Linked DNA regions of Mus musculus: region 1 is linked to region 2. Evidence: chromatin loops called from intact Hi-C (ENCODE). Cell type or tissue: heart. All regions are shown on one strand. Each heading gives the region's core, and the rest is flanking DNA. Links, peaks and the distances in the headings are about the cores only.

Region 1 (8,300 bases), core at 249-8,248, 85 kb before region 2:
CTCAGGTTCTAATATTAGCTCCCAGCATCAACATTAGGTGGCTCCCAACCTCCTGTAACTCTGACTCCGTGGTATAAGATGCTCCACTCTGTTCTCTGCAAATATCATTCAAATATATACATATATAGAAATAAATATTTTAAAAGAAAACAGGGATATTTTTTGCATTTGCTACTAGTGTCTATTTAGGGTGAAGCTCGAAGTGACAAAGAATATTTAGAGATGAGCAAATGCTCAGATTTTATGCAAAAAGGAGGCTAACAATTAGGTTGTTTGGTTTCTCATAATCATGCTGAAGAATTTGAGAATGTGAATGATGAAGTCAGGATGCTAAATTCTTAGGAAATGCTCTATAAAAGGAGCTTACAAATTTTGCTTGGAAAGGCATTTTTATCTTTTCTTGTCGTTGATTATGTTATTTAAATTTTATTCTCTTTTTTAAAAATTCATTTATTTACATCCCAAATGCTGCCCCTCCCAGTTCCCTCCTCCAGGTTCCATGCCCCCATTCCCTTCACCTTTGAGAAAGTGTTCCTTCCCTCCTTGTATTCCCTACTTTGGTGCATCAAGTTTTTGCAAGATTAGGTGCATCCTCTCCCACTGAGGATGACAAGGCAGTCCTCTATTACATATGTGCCGGGGGTGGGGGGTGGTGGTGTTTCAGAACAGCCTGTGTAGGTTAGTGTTTTAGTCCTTGGGAGTTCCAAAGGGACATGGTTAGTTTACACTGTTGGCCTTTTTTTTTTTTTTTTTTTTTTTGTAAATGAAGAAAATACCTAATTAAAAAAACAAACAAACAAACAAACAAACAAACAAAAAAACAAGTAAAAAAGGTATTCTTATCTTATAGCCAGAGGGTAAATACTTCTGAAAATAAAACTTAAGTTTTGGTTAGACCAATTGTAGCCCACACTAAATTCCAGAGCGTAAAGGGCCTTTTTAATTAAAATTAGAACAATGACTCTGAACCAGTTGGGTCCAGGAATTTGGGATTAGAATATGTGAGCAAATTTTGGTGAGGATATGAACATAGAGTCCTGCCTTCTGACAGCCTTTCTTGCAGTCCAATGTAGGCAGAGTCTATTCTGTCACAGGACTTCAGTACCACATTCTAACATGCAACTCCCACCAATGGGAATTCGATCAAGATTCCTGCTAACCCTAAAAGTCTACTACAATTATTTCATTTCCATTGAAATCTGTAGTTAGACTCAATTCTCAAATTGTGGTAGACTGATTCACACCCAAGCAGTTGCATGTCTGGCCAGTTTTCATCAGCAAAAATAGGGGTAAAATGGCAGTGTATCTTTAGGGCATTGTATTGAGACTGAAAATAAGCAAGAAATGGAGCATGTCAAGCTGAACATAGGGATATGTTTCCTGACTCAGTGTTTTAGATTTGGAAATGGGATGGCTTTAATTAGTATTTGGTTGATTGAACCGAATAATAGACCCAGAAGCAATTTACCCAAACTGGAGTTGAAATGTATACTATTCCTGTTGTATAGAGAAAGACTCTCAAAAGCAAAAGTGGATTTATAATAACAAATCAGCTCACATACTTGGACAAGCCCTTATTCAAGATTTCATACTTGATCATGAACCCTAAAGTTACAGTTCATCATAACTAAGTATAATTTTATTCATCAAAGTACTTTTTACACTTTTAAAATTTACATATTTATTTTTTAAATTTTTTATTAGATATTTTCTTTCATTTACATTTCAAATGATATCCCAAAATCCCCTATACCTCCCCTCTGCCCATCTATTTTTATATATTTTAATTTACCCTTTAAGAATTTAATACATGTGGAATTGTTTCTGTCCCATTTCTCCATTAGACTCCTGGATCCACACAGACATCCTTGCAACTTCATTTTCCTCGTCTTCTTATTTTTTTAAATATAAATAAGCCACTGAATTTAATTTGTGCTCTCCACATGCACATGTATGTGGGGACATGCACAGAAGCATGGTCAACCAACCACAAATTACAGCTCTAAAGAAAGCTGCCTTTTCCTCCCCTGGCAGTCCTTTGGGTATTTATACTTTTTAATTTAATTTTTTTTTTACATTTCTAAAAAATTTTTACATGTACTTAAAAATTCTGAATACAAACAAGATTGACACTTTCAAATTTTACTTAGCTAAGATAACTGAAACTCATTTAGGTTTGTGAATTTTTTCCTATTGTTAAAAATAACAAATATATGTGTTTAGCCATCCTTTCAGATGGATGAGACATCCAAATGATAGTAGATCGATGGTAAATGTATTCAGCTGTAAGCAATGCATTTAACAGCAGCTGAGGATAAATATTAATGAAAAATAGTTCACTACACAAGCTCGACATGAGAAGTCATTAGGGATATATCTACGATAAAAATACACCACAGCCTGACTGCAAAGAAAGTGAGATGTGTGGGAAATGACTTCTACAAGAGGGCAAAGTTCCCTGGAAAAAAAAAAAAAGATAGTTCAATTTCCTCTCCCCAAGCTGTCTTTTTAAAATAACATGACATACCACACATTTTGACACAACTCCACATGACTCAGGGGCCTTTCTTTAAATAAGACCAGAACACATTCATGGAGCCTGAGTCACCTCTAACCCTCCGAACTTGGTGAAGATTACTGATCAGCCCTCATTCCTAAGTCAGTACGGGAAAGTTCTGATTTGGGCAGTTAACCGAACATTCTGTTTTGCAGTAAACAAGTTATGGTTTTCCTTCTTTCCTTCTTGCCTCACCCAAAAAGGGAAAAAATGCATGTAATTTAAAAATGTGCTTTTCTACAATAAACAAAAACTCCTCATTTCTTCAAACTAAGCGATGTTTACGGAGATGACTTAGAAATATATGAGAAAATAAATAACTCATTAACATAGAAAATCAATCCATGATAGGCTCCCTTTGGAAAACTGTTTCCTCCGAGATAATTAATCCAGGAGAATATTTGTTCTTCCAAGATCAGGGAGATCCTTCTAGAGAAGGCTAAAATTTAAGACTGTTCTGAGGATGGAAAGTGAAGAAATGCGGCTGCGCCTCTTTGTTACACACAGCACTCATCACATACTGGGGTGTTTGTGATTTCACAATCCTATCCACAATATTAAAAGCCTGTATTTTCTGTTTGTTTTTTTTTTTAATAGCTATGATACAGTGGGATATGGTAATGAAACTGTTGAACTTTCAGGAGGCTAGATAAGGTATTGTCTTTTCTTGCTAAGCTGTAGTCTTAATTTCCCTTATTTAAAATGATAAAGGTAGTGTTTACATCACATGTGAACAAAAATATCTAATGCATACAGACATCTATTGTTTGGATTTTGTGTCCATCACAAGAGTTAAGAGCAACAAATAAAGAGTTGTCATGCCTGACCAAACTCTGAAGGCTTTGGAACTTCACTCACTGGATATTTCCAGGGATGGGAATCAGTTGACAAAGACTTGTGGTCACTTCCTATGAATGATGTCTTTTCCAGGAAGTGGTATACCCATTACCGTCTATAGTATTATGTGTTAATCATTTCGTGTCTCTCTCAGGTATTCAAATCATCAGCCTGAACAGTGATGGCTAGATGGCTGTGATTGCTCTCCAAAACTCCTGTCCCATTTCCCCAGTCATCACTAATATACAGAGACAGAGACAGAGAGAGAGAGACAGAGAGAGAGAGACAGACAGAGACAGAGAGACAGAGAGACAGAGAGGCAGAGAGACAGAGAGAGGCAGAGAGACAGAGACAGACAGAGACAGAGACAGAGACAGGCACAGGCACAGGCACAGGCACAGGCAGGCACAGGCACAGGCACAGGCACAGGCACAGGCAGGCACAGGCACAGGCACAGGCACAGGCACAGGCACAGGCACAGGCACAGGCACAGACACAGACACAGACACAGACACAGACACAGACACAGACACAGAGACACAGACACAGACACAGACACAGACACAGGCACAGGCACAGACACACACTCAGACACAGACTCGGGAACAGACAGAGAGACAGAGTAGGGATTCAAGCTTTTAACTTGAGACAAGATTTCTTTTTTCCTCACAAACAACCAACTCTTTTTTTATATATCTCATTTCCCCCTTTTTTATTAGCTATTTTCTTTATTTACAATTCAAATGCTATCCCAAAAGTTCCCTATACCCTCCCCCTGTCCTGCTCCCCTACCCACCCACTCTCACATTTAACAACCAATTCTTACCATCATATAATATAGCAAAAAAAAATCTTTCAAGAAATAGTCATGTTCCAGGTGAGCCAATGTTCTTCACAGGTCTGAAAGAACACATCCTGATGGGAAATGACTGTGTGTTGTGTTCTTTTGAAAGGCTTATTGACAAAAACAGATGGTGCAGGTGTCTGCCTGCAGTTGTAATTGTAGTGACCTTCCTGTAACTAAAACAAACACCCAAACACCATCTCATCTCATCTCCTGGCTGCCATTAAAAGTCTTACTTTTTTTGTCCTGGAAACAAACATTTTTAAAATTTTAATAGAAAAGAAGGAATCAAGAACATATAAAAGAAGGAAACACGCACTCAGGTAGAGAGAGAGAGACAGAGAGAGGGAGAGAAAGGGAGAGAGAGACAGACAGCCATCAAATAAATAAACAGCACAAAGGCTCCTGTGGTTGTCAGGCTCAGATACTGAAGATCAGACTTAAGCAACACATGTCTGGCTGCTGAGACAGAGGGACTGGAATAAATCCAGCAAGGACACATCTGGGAGTGCCAGTGTGTGAATGCAGTTTAGCTGGCCTCCCACACAACAGGAATTCCACCAGAAGTATGTGCTCTGGGTGGAAGAGAGCAAAAATGTGTTCAGAATATCACTAAGGAGACCCAGATGCATTATCTCGGCCAGAGTGCAGAAGACAGTGCAGAGAGTGAATGGTTCCCAGACTAAAGCAGACAGTGTGCTTTATTGACATTGGTGGAGCTGGGCATCGGAAAGAAGGGACGAGAAATACTCAGTATACTGAGAAGGATGAGACGCTTGAAAGCATCAGGACATATTTCCGGAGCTTTCAAAACCAATAATGTCTGTGGCATTTTGCAGGCAAAGAATGATCAAATTAAAGGCATTTTAATCTTCCTGCTCCAGGTTTTGGCTGTCATAAGTTCACCTTTAAAATATCAAGGCAGTTGCTCCTCCTGAGTTTGCTTCTCTATAACAGGTTGTTTTTATAACCAACATACAATTTTCAGAATGAGTTTTGGTGCAAGAAATATATTTGATCTTACAGTTACAAAAGTGTTTTTGGCTTCCAGACTCACTTTGAAAGAAGACACATGTGTGGGCTATCATGTGTGTTTATTTGCAGAGCTTTGATCTTTTAAAATGTGTCTTCAGTAGCTTAGTTCTGCTTAAATACTCCTAAATTTTACCATTATAAATAAATAAATATACATACATTTATATTTGTGTTTTATCATTTTTTAATTCACAGTTTAAATAAAAATATATCTTTCCATTAATACAGAAAAATAGTTGTAGATATGAACATACATTTCAAATAGTCATCCTCCCACAAATTACATGTCTAGTCAAAGGGGACTTAACAAATCCAGCAAAACGCTTTTCTGAACTGTGTCAATTCTGTTTACCTGAGACATTTTAGTAGTTCATTCTCTCAGTTGGATGCATATTAACATGTATAAGCTAGCTGTGACATCATATATCAATTTAAATTTTTATAGTGTATAGCTTTATTTTTTATTAGATATTTTCTTTGTTTACATTTCAAATTTTATCCCCCTTTCTAGTTATCCCCTCAAAAAAAATCCCCATACCCTCCCCCTCCCCCTGCTCCCCAACCCATCCACTCCCACTTCCTGGCCCAGGTATTCCCCTATACTGGGGCATAGAACCTTCACAGGACCAAGGGCCTTTCCTCCCTTTGATGACCAACTAGGCCATCCTCTGCTACATATGCAGCTAGAGACACGAGTCCCACCATGTGATTTCTTTGGTGGTTTAGTCCCAGGGAGCTCTGGGGTTAGTGGTTAGTTCATATTGTTGTTCCACCTATGGGGTTGCAAATCCCTTCAGCTCCTTGGGTACTTTCTCTAGCTCCTTCATTGGGGACCCTGTGCGCCGTCCAATAGCTGACTGTGAGCGTTCACTTCTTTATTTGCCAGGCACTGGCATAGACTTACACGAGACAGCTATATCAGGCTCCTGTCAGCAAAAACTTGTTGGCATATGCAATAGTGTCTGGGTTTGGTGGTTGTTTATGGGATGGATCCCCAACTGGGACAGTCTCTAGATGGCCATTCCTTCCGTTTCTGCTCTGAACTTTGTCTCTGTAACTCCTTCCATGGGTATTTTATTCCCCCTTTTAAGAAGGACTGAAGTATCCATACTTTGGTTTTCCTTCTTCTTGAGTTTCATGTGTTTTGCAAATTGTATCTTGGATAGTCTGCATTTCTAGGCTAATATTCACTTATCAGTGAGTGCATATCATGTGTGTTCTTCTGTGATTGGGTTACCTCACTCAGGATTATATCCTCCAGATCCATCCATTTTATATAAATTCATTGTTTTTAATAGCTGCGTGGTACTCCATTGTATAAATGTACCACATTTTCTGTATCCATTCCTCTGTTGAAGGACATCTAGGTTCTTTCCAGCTTCTGGCTATTATAAATAAGGCTGCTATGAACAAAGTGGAGCATGTGTTCTTATTACATGTTGGAGCATCTTCTGAGTATATGCCCAGGAGAGGAATTGATGGATCTTCTGATAGTACTAGTCCAATTTTCTGAGAATCTGCCAAGCTTATTTCCAAAGTGGTTGTACCAGCTTAAAATCCCACCAGCAATGGAGGAGTGTTCCTCTTTCTCCACATCCTTGCCATCATTTGCTGTCACCTGAGTTTTTGATCTTAGCCATTCTGACTGGTGTGAGGTGGAATCTCAGGTTTGTTTGCATTTCCCTGATGATTCAGGATGTTGAACATTTTTTAGGTGCTTCTTAGCCATTTGGTGTGTTTTATCATTTTAAAACTTCAGTAATATCTTTTATCAGATAATCCACTGTGAAGAGGTTATAGAGGTGACAATTGGCCATGAGAACTTTTCCATTTTATTCTCAAGGTGTGTGGCCTTAGCATCTTGTCTGTTAGAATTAGCCTAACTTGCATCTTTCTATATACATACCATAGTGTTTCCCATTGTGGTCACACACACTAATCCTTTTCTTCTCTGCTGGCTACAAGGTTACAAGTTTAATTGCAATACTAACATCATTAATTGATGGTAATGGTATCAATAATTTTTAGAGTTATCCACCTGGAAGAGCAAGTTGTTTATTTAACAACCTAACAGCAAAATGAGTGTAGTAGTTTGAGTATGCTAGGCCCAATGAGTGGCACTATTTGGAGGTGTGGCCTTGTTGGAGGAAGTATGTCACTGTGTGTGTGGGCTTTAAGACCCTCCTCCTGACCATTTTTAGAGTCACGTGTCTCCTATTGGCCTGTAGATGAAGATGTAGAACTCTCAGCTCCTCCTGCACTATGCCTGCCTGGACACTGTCATACTCCTTGATGTTAATGGACTGAACCTATGAACCTGTAAGCCAGCCCCAATTAAAGATTGTCCTTATAAGATTTGCCTTGGTTATGGTGTCTGAACCTACTGGTAAAACACTAAGACAATGACTTACATAAATTGAGCAAGGGTGCTTCAAGAATGGGGTGTGTATGTGTGCATGCATGAGTGTGTGTATGTTTGTATGTGTGTGTGTGTGTGTGTGTGTGTGTGTGTGTGTGTGTGTGTGTGTATTTGGGTAGTGTTCTCATGTCTTAGTTAGGGTTTTACTGCTGTGAACAGACACCATAAGCAAGGTGCCTCTTATAAGGACAATATTTAATTGTGGCTGGCTTATAGGTTAAGAGGTTCAATACATAATCATCAAGGCAGGAGCAAGGAAGTGCTTAGGCAGAGCTGAGAGAGTTCTACATCTTCATCTGGATGCTGCTACCTGAATACTGACTACCAGGGAGCTAGGATAAGGGTGTTATAGCCCACACCCTCAGTGACACACCATCTCCAACAAGGCCACAGCTTTTACTCAAGTCACTCCCTTGACTAAGGGTATACAAATCACCACAACTCATGCATCCTTTGCTTACCTTCATCTCTCATTAGACATGGTCCTTTTTAAAGTAGAGTCTCTCACTGAAACTGGAGTTTATCCTCTGAGCTAAGCTGCCTTTGTCCATGAGCTCTCTAAGAAGTGAAGATATAGACTTGCATCTCTGCATTGGTGATGGAAATGG
Region 2 (8,300 bases), core at 40-8,039:
ACATATCTCTAGAGCTTCCTGGGCAGCTAATGTAGCTGAACAGATGAATCTCTGCTTCAGTAATAGACATTGCCTAAAGCCAATAATGGGAGAGACCTAGTGGAAGACACCTCACCTTTGACTTTGGTCTTCTCACACACATAAGTGCTCACACCTAAATAGTTATGTATGTGCACCATATCCTCTTCAGTAAGTACAAAATATATATGTGCATATATGCACGCACACATATCAGTGAATATATAAATCAAAATCTTACTTTATTTATATATTTTACTAAATCACATGGCTACTCATAAATTCATAACAACTCATTAATTCATCTAGACCTGTTTCAGTTTCAATATATTAATAAGTGTGTCTGAAAGGAATTTATCATTCACAAAAAGCTCTACCATATACTTTAGGAAATAAAAATGAATATATGTTCAGTCAGTGATCAGTGATGTATGTGTTAGCCATTCAGAAATGCAATAAAATAGAGCTACAGTCATGTTGTTGGGCCCCTTGTGATGTAAAAATGCAAGGGCTAAACTACTGAAGGTGGTAAGTTCTGGATGAAGTATGTGAGAGAAAATCTGACCATAACAGCTTTGCTATTGAGATGAGTATATGTGGGGGGGAAAAGGGGAAAAGGAAGAAGAAGGTGGATTAGAACTACAGCTTGGAGAGTCTGGAGAGATGGCTCAGTGGTTAAGAGCACCACCTGTTCTTCTGAAGGTCCTGAGTTCAAATCCCAGCATCCACATGGTGGCTCACAACCATCCTTAATGAGATCTGATGCCTTCTTTTGGTACATCAGAAGACAGCTACAGTGTACTTAGATATAATAATAAATAAATCTTTAAAAAAAAAAGAACTACAGCTTGAGGACACATTTATTTCATGTACCAAGGATCCAAGTGTCATCCATTCTATCCTCTATGCTGTATTTCAAGACCTCACACATATACCTAGAACACGTTATAACCCAGATTATTGCCAAACACGTCACCACTCTGAAGAGAACTTTAGCTAGCTCTCCAAAGGCTAATTATGGCAATGGTTATTTTCTTGTGAGATATTGGAAAAAGAATCAAGAATTAAAAAGGAGGAAATCAGACTCAAAGGAAACTCTATCTATCTTGATTATTATGTGAGGTTCCTGAAATATTTTTCCATCAGAAGTACACTGGGTCCAAGTCTAAAAAACGTATCCTATGCAATCTTTCATTTTAAGGATGAGGTCCTTCACCTCCATGTCTAGGCTTGTGTTCTAGAGCCTCTTTCTTCATGTTCAGAAACAGCTTCACCACAGAACCTGTGACAAAGGCAGTATCTTTGACACAAATCCAGATTAGAATATGCATTCTAGTAAGAACTTTGGGTGACCAATTTGCACATTAAATTTTGCAAGGATTATCTTAGGCTGCTGGGAGCCTTTCTTCACAAACCACATCATTATATGCAAAAGTCAGTGTCACACAGCCTGCATAAACAGGGGTCCCTTTCTGTGGTTTGGACATGGATTGAGTGTCTCTCTTAAAAATTATGTTTGTTTCCCTGGGGATTTAGAGTGTTTGTAGGAAGTGTAGATACTTTAAGAAGTAGGTTTCATAGTAGCTACTCAGGTCAGTCACTAAGGGTATTGTGAAGAGAAAGAACCTCCTCTGAAATTGCTGTCATCTCACATTTTCTTCATCATCATACCCATATCAAGCTTGATTCACTTAGCCTGTTTGCATGAACTCATTTAGTAAGCCTACTGTCCCACCACCCACATATGCACTCAACCCTGAACTGAGTTCCCTTTTTGATGAAAGGGCTATAAAATTGCCCCTGAACTAGCCATATGCTCTTGGTTTGTTGGCTATTTAGTACACAAAATTATGAGATAAAGTACCCCTTTTATTATAAGTACCTTGCCTCAGACATTTTCTTAAGGTCACAGAAAGTGATTAATTCATCTGAAATCCTTTGTCTCTGGCAAGGTCCACAAAAGAAGTAAATGTGTTGGTTTTGGCTTCAAAGTACAGACTGTTCACCCCAAATTCTTATCTACATGGATGAAAATATTTTGTCTTGCATTTCTGGAGCTATAGAATACATAGCCATAGGCTAAACACCAGAGGCAAGCCAGAAGAAGACCTAAAGCAAAAATCTACCAGAGGCAGATAGAAAATAATAAATACTGTAATAATAGAGGCAAAGATACTCCGGGTTCCCTGACCAAAAAAAAAAAAAAAGACCCAAGGCTCCAAAGCTCAGGTACCTTCTTACTACTGAACAGTAAACTTCACTTCTCATCTTTATATAAAATTTTCTGGTATAATCCAAAACTATTTTTCAAATCAGTTTCTCTCATTATACTCTTGATCTCATCTAGGGACATTTCAGACAAATTCTTGCTGTCCTCCTGCAAACAAAAGAGAATTTCTGAGCTCCTGCCTGTCTATTGTTTTGTTCCCCTTTAAGTAACCTCCCTTGTCACCCATGTCTGTCCAGTTCCACACTTCCTTGCAGATACATTTCTCATCTCCTCTACCCAAGCACTTCTAAGAGGATCTAGACAGAATAATGGCCTCCTACGTTTATCAAAACCCCTCCATATCATGGAGTACTTACCAGGGTGAACTTGGTTCTGGAACATTTAATGAATGGAACAGGACCAAACTTTGACAATTTCCATAAATGTTTGGCCGATTTTAAAACTTTCCACATGCTTCTGTGTGTGCATATGTGGGTGGTGGGACAGTAGGCTTACTAAATGAGTTCATGTAGACCGGCTAAGTGAATCAAGCTTGATATGGGTATGATGATGAAGAAAATGTGAGATGCCAGCAATTCCAGAGGAGTGTTCGTATGATACAACAAAAGGAATTAGTAGGTCCTGGTAAACAAGTTATGTGAAGATGTTTCTAAAACATAGAACAACCTAAAAGTCTTGAAAACAACCTCCAAAATCAAATATAAATACAACCTGTACCAGCTTCCCCCACCCTCTCTTTCTCTATCTCCATCCTGATTTCTCATACACTCAGGTTTGTTTTTTCTCTATCCTATTTTATTTGCCTACCCACAGGATGTATACTCTTTAAGCATTACAAACTGAATTTACAAGTCGTTTTCTTCTTGTTTGAGGTATTAGGGTATGTCTTTAGTCCATGTCTTATGCAATCCTTAGAATTAGAAACATATTATGTTTTTGTTTTCTTATTTGTGTTGTATGTGTTTTCATATTTATTTTGTATCTATTTATTGTATACAGTAAAGAATTTCACCATGGCTTTCTGTGGTATGCATATATGTTAGACTTATAATGATTCCTGTTAGAGGCCATACCGTGAGAAAGGGAGCTTTTCACAGTCTCCCACCCTGACAAGCCAAATGGACTTGTGCTAAGGAGCCAGTCGTCACTCCCTTCTCCCTGTTCCCTTCCTGGCACCTAAGGCTGTAAAAGCTGAATTATAGTCCCCTCTTCCCTATCTCTTCCTGACTCCCATGACATCCAAGGAAATGAGTTATATGCTGAGCCCGGCCTGACACCCAAGGCTGTTAAGGAGGATTCCACCTTCCGGAGATAAGACGCAGAGTGCCTGCTGCCTGGTGCCTGACTTTGGCCCTCGTGTCCCCTGATGCCCACTTCTTTGTTCTTTGTCCTTTGTTCTTTGTTAATTCCCCCTCAACCCCTCCCTATTCCCCTAGATATATGCTTTAAAACCCTGCATTGCAGCCTAATAAATGGAGACCTTGATGTTCTACTTGGTCTCCACTCCTCTTTTCTCTCCCATCCCATTTTCTCCCAGGTTTGCAGTTCCCCTTGCACCCACGAATAACTGAGTCCTGCTGGGCAGGACAGATTCCTGTATTATGCATTCTTGCCATTCCTCATTTCTTCATATTCTCCTGCCCTTCTATCCCTGTTCACTTAATCCCATGTCCATCATTTTCTTTCAAAACCCTACATTTGAGGAAGCCCATATGAGAGTGTCTTTGTAGGAATGGCTTATTTCATTTAATATGATAATCTTCAGTTGCATTTGCTTTCAAACAAGCAAAACAATTGCATTTTCTACATGACTGAGTAAAACTCTAGTGTGTAAACACACTGAGTTGTATTTATCCATTCACTTGTTGGTGATTCCACAGCTAGGCTGTTTTGAGCAATATTATAGCAAGCAATTTATTAAGTAATCTTCAATATTCAAAGGGAATACAATATCATTGCAGAACAAACCAAACCAAAATAGATCAATTAGGACATATCTGTACAGAAAGAGGTGACTTAGGGAATATTAATAGCTGCACAAATTAATAGCAAAATATGACAAAGAAAGGTAGAACTCCACCTTGAGAAGTCACTTTCTGGAGTACCCGAATAAAGGAAATAAGGAAATGGTCTTCCTTAACTATCAATCAAAAGCTTGTTTACAATTCTTGTGTAAGTGTAATGAGAAAGGCGACATCGTAAACATTTGGAGTCATGAAGCATTACCAAATAAACACAAGCCTCTGCTTTGCATCTTGGGGGTGTTAAACATGAAAGATGGAACCTAATCTTCTTTAGAGCTCCAAGCTGCATCAATGGTTTCCTCAAAGAAACTCACATCTGGCTGAGGGTGTTTCAGGGTTCTAAATTGCACTTGATATTTGATATTAATATTTGAAAATCTAACAGGTGGAAGACACTCTCCTCCTGGGTTCATTTCTGAAATCCCCCAGTCAGAGAGACTGTTACAGTTTGATCTTTGAGTATGTTTTTATCACTGTGGCAGCACTGGATGAGAGACCAGATGACATCTGCTAATGGGTGTTTGCTTAAGCATCATCTACCAAGAGGCAAATGTTGGGAAAAAAAAAAAAGCCTTTGTAATCAAACCCTCTTAGCTTCCTCCTCCACAACAGTTTCCTCTGCAGCCACATGCTGTGTCTCTCTGAGGGAGAGAAGCATATGGTGCCAGAGGGGCCAGCGAGTGTGCAGCAGAGACCAGGGCCACATGTGGCCACCACAGAAAGATCTTCAAAGTTTATTTGTGCAGCTTTCTATAGTTAGGAGTTCTGTGCTGTCACTATAAGAGAGGAAATTCTATTCTCTGTATGAATATAACAAAACAATGAAGTTCAGAGCCTATTTCAAAAGAAAATGTTGACAACAAAGCGATGTAGACAGGTCAGCATGCAGGATGCTTTGGACTCAGACTAGGCTCCTAAGAAAAATATTGAAAAAGCAATACACCATTAAAAAAGTCCTTTTGTTGGCTGAGATATTCAGATACTGGGAGCTAAAATTGTTTCAGGATTTTTTCTTTTCTCAGATTCTAATCAGAATTCACATGAGAAAAACTGAACAAAGAAATTCAATCCTGTTTTTTATCACAGTTCATACACTGAGCTTGAAAGCATGATTCCGCCCAGGCAATCTTAAAGTCACCTTTGTGGAACAAAGCTGGACATATTTTTACACTGGCTTGGGACCAACTAGGTAGCCACAGATGGAGCATTTCTTTATCTATGAGGAAGAAAATGAGCTTGCTAAACAGAGACTTTGGGTAGTAAAATGATGCCTGTTTTTCTGAAATGTTGGACAGAGAAATAAATAACTATTGAAAAGTCTAAATAAGTAACTCTTAATGGGACTTAGTCATTGTGGTATTGGCTTCACCAACATGTTAGCCACTTTACAAAATGTAAATGTACTGTTGCTTTTTTTGCCAGAGGATACCATTCAAGTATAATAAAACACATTGTTTAGGCTAGGGCCAAATGTTTCACTTGACTTATTTAAGAGATCAATATTAGTCTCACCTATTAATTGTGGTATAAGGTGTAACAATGATGGGAATAGCTTGCTCATGAAGTAGATACACTGAAAAACAAAGCAAGGGAAATCTGTGTGTCCCTAGTTTGTTCAGAGGATCACTCTAAGCCAAGCGAAAGATGAGCTAGGTTTACCTTGGTGTAGGAATATAGATGCATACAAAGAGAATCACTGTTCTCCATAAGAGGAAGCAAGGGGTCACTGTGGAAATCACACGGAATTTAGAGACAATTTAATTACATCTCACCTCCATAAATGCAATCATATTTGTCATCTCCAAGAGATGCTCTTAGTCACATGGAGTGGTATTGTACCTTTGTCACCTATGAGAAATGGTATCTACTAATGATTATCTATTTCTTTGAAAACAACATTTTTTTTCTGGATTGAGTCTATAACTTCACTCAGTCAATAAAAGGATCCACTCAGAAAACATAGAAAAGGAATGATTTTATTTGAAAAGCTCCTAGTTTCTAATACAGCTTTATATCTATGGCCACTTAACAAGCCTTGAATGAAAACTGTGACAATATCATCATGAGTTTATAACCATTCTGTTCCTCCCTAATTGTATGATGTCAGTAACAATCTATTGTCATCAGTGTGACAACCAGGGCAGCCATCTTAAATGTCAATCATTTGTCTGCAACATGGCAGTTGCTATTCATGCATATGGAGATGACATATACTAATTTGTTTCTTTAGGAACAAAGTTATTAAAAGGGATAATGAATAAATCCATCTTAATACTTAACTATCTGTGTGTAAGTGCACTACAATAGAAAGCTTGATCCTATCTTGGTCTCTTTTCTATTCGATTTATATAATAAAATATCTGAATTATTACGCTGGCTTTGAATTGTGATAGAAAAGAAGGTTGGATTGGTAGAACAGCCCATTCCAGTCTCAGAGGCAAATTATAAAAGACTCATATTGGAAAAAAAAATCTCAAGTGAAATTGTAGAAATTTTAGTCGCGAATCAAAAGCATACTTTTATCCACTATTACTTAAAACTCATCTTTGACTAAAATTATTTTAAGTCCAGCTTTAATATATTCTTATATCCAGAATATACAAAATTCAAGAGAAAAGCAGATGTACAATGGTTTGCTTAGATGTTTTGTGATTTGGAAATAAAACATCTCCCGCAGGCTTCTATGTTTGGTATTTGGTCCTGAGGTTGTAGATCTACTTTTGAGGTGTGGATTCTCTAGGGAGTGGTACCTAGTGACAGGACGTAGATTTCTAGAGAGCTTGGCCTTGGTTTATATCTCAGCTCCACTTCGTGTATTCCTGTGCTTCCTATGTATTAAACGTGAGCAAGCATCTACCCACAACCCTACCCCATGAGGGATTGTACCCCATAACCTATGAGGTAAATAGACTCCTCATCCCTCTACTTGCTGCTCATCCAGTTTTTGGCTCAAACTTGAGTAAACTTAATAATAGAGAGTGTTACTTGAAAATAAAATTAGTGATGTTACTTAGTACAAAACAGTCTTTTACAGTGGCTATATTCAGAGTATTAGAATCCGATGATGCAATCCCAGCAGAGCTGTGAAACTGTCTCTTCTCAGGGACTCCCATGATCTGGAATTGTTTTCAGAATAACAGGAAAGGGAAGAAAGTTGAATAGGGAGCCCATCTGCTTTTAATTCAGCATTCCCAAAAAAACCGTTGTGCATAACTCCCAAAACAGAAAGCTACATTAAATTGTTGCTAATTTTAGACAATAAGTGAGTAGAAACTCCAAAGGTGGAGCTTCCTCTCTTTCAAAACACTACTCTCCCCTGATTCCTTGACAGCCTGTAGCCATGGTACCTGCTAAGAGTTAGCTAAAAATAAAGACTTTTAAGTTGATCATTTCTTGTTGTCCATGAAATCTCTCCTGCTGAATGTCTTGGATAATTTTGTCCAATCTAGGAATAAAGTATTTTTCTTAGGCTTCACATTTCATGGGATTGTGTGTATGGATTTGCCCTTCCATTGGCTTTGCTACTTTATTTCAGGTTTGTGGGCTCACAGACTACCCACTCTGGGCTTCCCTTCTACCAGACCCATACTTTGCTGTAAGTTTGGGATAAGATTACCCATATACTTAGCATAAAACTAAGGTCAGCTTGGTTGCTAGTTCTCCACTTTTATTCTCTTGGGCATCTGGTCTTATGCAATTCTTGTTCAAAGAGTAAAGAAAAATGTATTTTATTTACTGCTGCTTATAAATTTTGCAGACTAGTCTAACCTTCTGTTCAGATATATTTTATTTTGAAAGATATAAATGATTTCAAAATACCTGTAAAATACTATGAAGATGAGGTTCTAAGCATAATGTGGAATTTATATCCACCCACAATAGTTTTATACAGCACAAAGTTGCTCATAAATACTAATTGATCTGTAGAATACAGGAAATACTCAAGACTTAAGAAGGCAAGTTAGACTGAATGTAAAATCAAAATCAGATAAAACAAATCAACAAAAACCAACAACCTCTGGCACAAT

Evidence for each region. Peaks named below come from ENCODE experiments on the same cell type or tissue, not always from the same donor. Only the 100,000 strongest peaks of a DNase experiment are listed, where the experiment ranks them.
Region 1: a loop joins it to region 2, with 2.2 times the contacts of the local background. A loop is called at or near these places in 3 of 42 quality-filtered maps.

What each region holds. Positions count from the first base shown.
Region 1 is chr13:5,343,359-5,351,658 of GRCm38, forward strand. No RefSeq gene overlaps it. Among named protein-coding and RNA genes, the nearest start is that of Gm40659, 89 kb to the left of the region's middle. In heart, for the core only: no CTCF peak of the experiment used is centred there; DNase peaks (open chromatin) are centred at 2,603, 4,353 and 4,753; H3K27ac peaks cover 554 bases.
Region 2 is chr13:5,428,936-5,437,235 of GRCm38, forward strand. No RefSeq gene overlaps it. Among named protein-coding and RNA genes, the nearest start is that of Gm40660, 22 kb to the right of the region's middle. In heart, for the core only: no CTCF peak of the experiment used is centred there; no DNase peak of the experiment used is centred there.